2 separate regions of the Homo sapiens genome follow, and region 1 is linked to region 2. Evidence: chromatin contacts called from ENCODE Hi-C or POLR2A ChIA-PET data. All regions are on one chromosome and are shown on one strand. The core of a region is the stretch at or near the end of the contact, and the rest is flanking DNA. Distances in the headings are between cores, read along the strand shown. Region 1 overlaps ETV6 (ETS variant transcription factor 6). Region 2 overlaps ETV6 (ETS variant transcription factor 6).

The links. Hi-C counts contacts between places; a loop is a spot of excess contacts on that map. ChIA-PET counts read pairs that join two places held with the same protein, here RNA polymerase II (POLR2A). Pooled maps may share reads with other maps.
Region 1: a pooled map shows a loop between it and region 2 (3-fold over the local background). The contact joins two enhancer-like sites. A Hi-C loop is called at or near these places in 9 of 37 single-sample maps with no recorded cell type and 8 of 50 pooled maps. POLR2A ChIA-PET finds 5 or more read pairs at or near these places in 5 of 52 experiments (B cell, H1, OCI-LY7 and 2 more).

What each region holds. Positions count from the first base shown.
Region 1 is chr12:11,835,001-11,838,359 of GRCh38, reverse strand. All of the region lies in intron 2 of ETV6 (ETS variant transcription factor 6), which reads right to left. Among named protein-coding and RNA genes, the nearest start is that of ETV6, 190 kb to the right of the region's middle. RefSeq lists an enhancer at 1,716-1,945. Within about 2 kb of position 1,904, at least 15 of the 41 ENCODE cell types and tissues checked have a DNase peak (open chromatin) inside an H3K27ac peak, as active enhancers do.
Region 2 is chr12:11,716,037-11,719,818 of GRCh38, reverse strand. All of the region lies in intron 1 of ETV6 (ETS variant transcription factor 6), which reads right to left. It overlaps LOC124902879 (a long non-coding RNA gene), which reads right to left. Exons shown (of 2, transcript XR_007063212.1): 1 at 1,441-3,782; 2 at 1-760. Among named protein-coding and RNA genes, the nearest start is that of ETV6, 68 kb to the right of the region's middle. Within about 2 kb of position 2,503, at least 13 of the 41 ENCODE cell types and tissues checked have a DNase peak (open chromatin) inside an H3K27ac peak, as active enhancers do.

The sequences.
Region 1 (3,359 bases), core at 655-3,154, 120 kb before region 2:
ATAGTTTTATTTTATTTTGCTGTTGTGAGAAATCTTTGATAAGTTAGAACAGTGGTTCTCAAAATGTGATCTTGGGACCCATCAGGGTTCCCGAGACCTTTGTAGGGTGCCTATGAAGTAAAACATCTTGTCATAACAATATTAATTATTTGCCTTTTTCGCTCTCATTCTTTCTTAGGTGGAATGTTCTAGAAGGCATATGATGTGATCTTGCAACAGATTGAATGCAGAAACAGAGATGAGCGTCCAGCCATCTTCCATTAAGCCAGATTTTAAGAGACTTTCAAAAATGTGTAACAATGCTACTCTTCTCACAAATTATTTTTGGTTTGGGAAAATATATTTTAAAATATGTTTGCATTAATATAGAGTTGGCTATTTTACTTGCTAAATTCATAAATATTTTGTAAATACCCAGGTTTAATTTATGTAATAATATGGTAACTACAGATAACTATAACCCATATAAGCAAAAGCTCTTTGGGGTCTCCATTAATTTTTAAGAATCAAAAGGAGACATGAGACCAAATTTAAGAACTGCTGGGTCAGAAGAAGCTGGATGTTCAATGGATCTTCATTCTCTAAAATCACATGGTGTGAATCAATAGCTCAAACAGAGCAATGGCATCAGTGTTGCTAAGAGGAGCTTCCGTCTCTCACTATAAGTTACTTAAACTTGCTACGAAGACTTCACAAGTGTGTTATAAAAGTGTCCCTCAGTTTGATCCTGGAAAAAATTACCTTTCATCCTAAACCAGGCATGCCAAAGAACAATCTGGTTTGCTATATGGGGCTGCTCTTCCTACCTGCTGAAGTGGGGAACAAACGGCTCAAATGCCCTGGAAAATGTCCAGGGCCTCTGGGCATGATTGTCTTCCAAGTGGCTCCTTTGCAAAGTGTAGTTTTGAGGAATGGTAGTTGGCTTCCTCTAAACCTGTGGAAGTCCCCTCAAAACCAAAATTCCTTTTTTGTAGTGCACCAAAAAAAGAACTACTGGGCACTGGAAATCATTAGAGATGAGCATTTAAGAGCTTTTTTCTTGGTGTTTTTAGGATAATTTTTTTTTCACATGGAAACAAATTAGAATTTCAAATAATAATTTATGGTGCATTACTGCTTTATGATCTTTAGAATAAAATACAGCCACTAAAAGTTTTTGTTTTTGACTCCTGACTGGCCAGAAAGTGATGCCTATTAAAAACAGTCCATGGATATGGGAAGTACCAGCTCTCTCCAATGACCTTGAAAACACGTATCTAGAATCACAGGGAGGTGGGAGTGGCAGTGAGGGTTACTCAGCAAAATCTCAGTTTTTGAACTGGTAAAAACCTTAAACCTAACTCCTTACTGTCAATGGTGTCACCTTTGAACAAGAATGGCGCTGCGATTTGTTATTATGGACCTTCCTCTCCTTCACACAGGGAGTTCCCATTAGGGGACACATGTGAAGGTCTGGTTCCTCAGGCCTAGGAAGGTGCCTGGAGGTGAGAGGTCCAGTGAGCAGAAGATGCTCAGGCAGAAACAGGAAAAAGTACAGGGTGGCTTATTGGAAACATGGGCCCCAAAGCAAATACAGAACTGAATCCTGCTTGGGAGGGGAATTGAGAGTAAAATGCTGAAGTTTCTGCAGAGGACACGCTGCAACGGAGGGAGGTGGGTGAGAAGGGGGTGGGGGATGCAAGTAGTAATTTGAGGTTCTTTATATTCTATGGAAGAAAATACTCATGAGTAATCTTTTCCCTAAATACAAGAAGAGTCACACTCCAAACAGCTCTGCCGGTTAAGCACAACAGTTTCTCTTTTCACTTCCCATTAATGTCTCCCACAGCCCAGCCCCTGAAGCAACCAGGGCCACCGTGTGGAAACCCCCTCACCAGGAACCGATGCAAATGCCCTCGGCTTATGTACAAGAGGAACCCAGCAAGTTACAGGGGAGACTGTGGTGATCCCAGCAGTCATACAAAAGTGATCTTGACAGAGCAAGCCACCTGCTCGAGGCCACTCAATACATTTATCAGCGTCGCTGCTCTTCCTTTAGCATAAAGAGTGAAGTAGGTGGACACGTTCACCGAGCTGGAAAGAGGCTGGATAAACTTTGGTGTTCAAAGTCAAGTCCCACTGTTATTTCCTTTGTAATTCAATAGAATAAAAAGGTTGTGGTGTAGAATTGAGGGGGGAAAAAGCCCCTTTTCCTTAAACCTAAAGCCCTTAAGACCTTGTGTGTTAGCGTGTCTAAATGGGATAGAGCCTTGCACCTGGAGGCAATTCTAATCAGGCTGATTTAATTTACTTAATAGTCATTTACTAAGCACTACTATGCACCTAGTACTGCTCTAAGCACTTTATATGAATAGATATTAGCTCATTCAACTGCATGCTCACACAACCCTATGATAGGGATTCAGATTAGGAAACTGAGGCCCAACGCATTTAAGGGACTTGCCCAAGGTCACATAACCCTAGTAATGACAGAAGCGGAGATCTGAACCCAGGCAATCTGGTTCCAGAATCTGTGCTCTTATCCATCACACTGTACTTCGACATGCATGTCCCATCCAGATCCAGAATTGAGACTGGTTTTGAACATCCATTAGGGATTCAAAAAAGACTGAGTGAATTGACTCCTACCCATCCAAGACTTAGATCCTTGGAGACTTTCTCAAATTATCAACAGACTAAAAATATAGCCAAAAAATCTGTAGATCCCTGGAGAAGTAGATTTATAAATGGGAAGAGGAGGGAGGTGTAGGTGGGACTCTGCTTTTAATGCATCCAGGAATAAAGTCCTCCCTTCACAGGCTACTTGCTCCCAGGCACTCATGGGTGCTTGGTCTTGAGAGTCTTACACGGCTCACAGCTGCAAATGGAACAGAAGCTGCATGGGCAGAATGAGGGAGGCACATACATAACTTGCTTTATTTACGGCCATCTCTTGCAACTTTAATTCAACAAAGTCAAAGAATATAGATGTTAATGATCATTAGGAAAAGGAAAAAAAGGAGAGAAGGAGAGAGACCATTACTCTGCACCTATATTATACTATTCCCTGTGCGCATAGCGTGCCTCTTGAGGGCCATTTACTAAGATCAGCATTTTTAATGCCAATTAGTTTCAGAGAATATTTGAAAAGAATTTTGTACAGAGAAAGTGAACTGCTGTGATTAAGAAAGTTACTAAAAATTCTACTGTACTTCTCCCCTCTCCCGAGTAGGTCCAGTATATTGTGTCATATCCTTCAGTGACACACCCAGGCCCTTAAACTTACTTCTAATATTTCTTCAATTCCATGCTTTAATGGGCAGCCACATTCATCAGTACATTTTGACCCTGTTTCAGACTTTCTGAGATGTTCTTAAACT
Region 2 (3,782 bases), core at 1,254-3,753:
AGGAGGCAGAGGGTCTGTTACCAGTCCTCATCCCTGCCTTCCATTCCCGCTTCTCTCTTGTCCCTTGCCCCAGACCCACCCCCGTGCTGGATTTTAATGCACAGACTTGCCTTTCTCAGATTCAAGCCTGACTCTGCCCTAGCACCCCCAAAAGACGCCACAGCCCATCAAGTTCCTCCCTGTGAGAGACATCGAGGCCTCTTGGTGTTGGCCAGAGATAAATGCATCTTTATTCAGAGCCCTGTAAAATTACAAACTGGTTTGCTTTATTACTTGTCAGCTGGTCCTTCCTTGCCATCCCTGGTGAGTGAAAGACAGGCTAGCATGACTGCATCTCAGTGCAGGAAAATGCTACAAGAGCTTGTCCTTCAGGGAAGAAAATCTCCTGATGTCTATACAGAGCACTTACTGTCTCTATCACATGACAGACCTAAAAGATCAGGATCTTTCGTGGGTCTATGTTTGTCGGTATTTTTAATATGCATGAGATTGCCCAAAGGGACTGTGAGATAACTTGGGGCAAGGACCACATTTCCTTCACCAAAGAGTATCAACATGATGCTAGATTTCCAGGCAGTGCCTCCTGACTTGAGATGCAGGCCTCCTGCGTGGAGCAAATGGATTCCAGACTCCAGTATACGGCTCCCCGTGGTGCAGGCTTCAGTTTCCCTCTCCCCAGCGGCCTCACTAACAGGGTGGCAGCTTAGCCAGTCCCTGGGCAGCTTCAACAGCTTTGATTAAATCTGGTCTGCTTCCAGTCCTGGAGATGCCAGAGAAATCACACTGATTACCCTAACAGACTGGATGAAACACTAAACACATACATTCTGCACAGCCTCAACAACTTCAGGAGAGAGAGAACCCAGACTCTGGGCAATGCCTGTCTGAATGACTCTTTCTGAATCACAGATCAGGGATCTGCCATCAGCCCTCACAGTGATTGTTCTGCAAGTCTGGCAGCCCTAAACTGATTCCTGCTTATTCTAAAATACAGTATTGAGCACTGGGCTGGCTTCGTGAGTGTGCGACCTGTGACCTGTGCAGTCATACAGAGGTCCTGTGCTTGTCTGAGAATTTTTTTGAGACACAGTCTCACTCTGTTGCCCAGGCTGCCTCCCAGGCTTAAAAGCAAGCCTCCCACCTCAGCCTCCCAAGTAGCTGGGACTACAGGCACACACCACCATGCCCAACTAATTTTTTTTTTTTTTTTTTTTTAGTAGCGATGGGGTTTCGTCATGTTGCCCAGGCTGGTCTCAAACTCCTGAGCTCAAGCGATCCGCCTGCCTCGTCCTCCCAAAGTGCTAGGATTTCAGGAGTGTGCCACCACACCTAGCCAACCTGGGTTTGTTTTAATGCTCTGCTGTGGCTATCTTGAAATTCTTCCTAATTTTTGAACAAGGAGCCCTACATCTACATTCTGCACCAAGTCCCAGTAGTTACCTAGCCAGTCCTGCCGAACACTAACTCCATTCAGTCACTTCAAGACATCTTGTAAGTCTGGGAAGCTGTGCCAAAAGAAATGGGGTGTGGTCAGGCAAGGGGTGAGGCTTTGGGCTGAGGTGTGGGGGCTGCTCAGCACAGGGGAGCCCAGGGTTCCTGGAACGGGGCAAGACACCAGCATGGACCAAGGAAACAGGAAGGGCCTCTCAATGCACACAAAAAATATTGCCCACTTTGGACCACTAGTTTTTGGAAGTTTCGGAAACTTCCCAAATCTATTTCAAGTTTTTTATTATGGGCCTTATTTCTATCTCTCTGATTTATATAAAACCTGACTTTCCCCCCATGTTTCGAAGAAGGTTGTTTTAAAAGGTGGCATTCTGTTTGTTCTTTTCAGCTCAAAAGAAATTTGCATGAGGTAAGGGGCTGTTGAGATTGAGAACTCCACTTCCAGGCTGTTAATTCTGTTCAAAGTCCAGGCCCACTCAGCTAGAGAACGGGTTGTTGCAGCGAGTAGTTGGAGGTCAGATACCACTGATCAGGCTGAGTGGGAGGGAATATCAGGGGACACTCACAGTGTAGAGTGTCTCTGGGTACAAAGTTCTCGATGATCATCAACAACAATAAACTATAGGAAAAATGTCCCACGGTGTATTTTGTAAGAAATTGCCTTGGGAAAGCATTCTCATGCGTTTTCAAAATGAGTCAGATGACAAAGACATTGCTTCTTTGAATGCTTCAGTAACTGTCTTGTGATCACTTGCAGGCGCATGAGGTCGAGCCTTTTATTAATGTTCTCAGACATGACAGCTAGAGATGGACGGATGTTCCTTATGCACACACATGTATACATGCCCCATAGCGTTACTGTATTACACTATAGGGAAAAGCAGTTGCCAAAAAGATATTTATTTAGGATAAATGAATATTCCATAGCACCCCTGCTTGTTACTACACTCTGTCTGAATCCCTGTGCACAGCCTGTCCTCCAGAACCATGAAATCAGCAGGAAGCAGATATGTTTTATGGGCTATGTGTCACTTAGCGCCGCCTGCGCATCCTAATAGGTGATGAAATAAGGGAGCTGCAGCAATTGCTATTGAAGCTGAAAATGTGGCCCCCTTGGCTCCAGGTTTGTCTGCTCTCAGGAAGGCATAGCTGGTTGCCTGCTCTTTGCAAAAGGAAGAAAATGGAACTGAGCAGACACTGCTGTATTTGGAGTGGCAGAGCAACATTAACATATACGATGCAGGAAGGAATACAACGTGGGCAAAATAAAGCTTTCCCTGAGGCTCAGGGGAAGCATCTATCTGTGTGCACTGAAGGCCTAAAGCACCTCAGCATCGCCTGCCTGCTGAAATACGGGCTTGGATGAGAGCTTGCTGCCTACCATGCTGTGCTTTGACCCTTGGAATCAAAATCTACCTAATGATTTTAGATCTAAGAGATAAGGAGTCTTTGCCTGCTTAGAAGACTGGGAGAAGTGGCTGAGCAGTTTACAGACTGTGTACAACTGTTTGAAGGCCACAGAGGTGCTCTTGGAACTGGGCAGCATGAACATGGAGTTGAACCACTCAGATCTGGGATACAATAAGCTCAACCTACTACAGCAGCTCAGATGACTATTTCACTTACCATGTGAAAGAAAAATCACATAATTTTAGAGCTGGAAAGGAAAAGAGTGATGCTCTTGTTTGAGTCCCTTATTTCAGAGATAGAGAAATGCAGATGTCTAAGGCAGTCCAGCTGCAGCTCTGAATAATGAGTCTTCCAAAGCATCCTTGGAGCATTGCTAGAAGAGAGGGCAGAAGAAAGGAACTAATCCTGCTCTGCCCACATCCACCAACTTCAGCCAAAAGTGAACCACCTTCCACCAAATACTAACACAAATGCCAGTGCAGAAACAGAAGCAGGATGATGGACCCCAGCGGTTCAGGTCAACTCGCTTGGGTGGCATAAATCACTCCCAATTCACCAGATCACAGCCCTGATCTTCACATATTCGGTTCCGAATGATCTTTTTTTTTTTTTTTTTTTTTTTTTTTTTTGAGAAGGAGTCTTGCTCTGTCGCCCAGGCTGGAGTGCAGTGGCATGATCTCCGCTCACTGCAAGCTCAGCCTCCCAGATTCACGCTATTCTCCTGCCTCAGCCTCCCGAGTAGCTGGGACTACAGGCGCCCACCACCATGCCCGGCTAATTTTCATGTTAGCCAGGATGGTCTTGATCTCCCGACCTCGTGATCCACCCGCCTCGGCCTCCCAAAGTGTTGGGATTACAGGCGTCAGCCACCGCGCCCGGCCCCAAATGGTCTTAAACACAAGGGTAATAAGCAAGATGTTGCT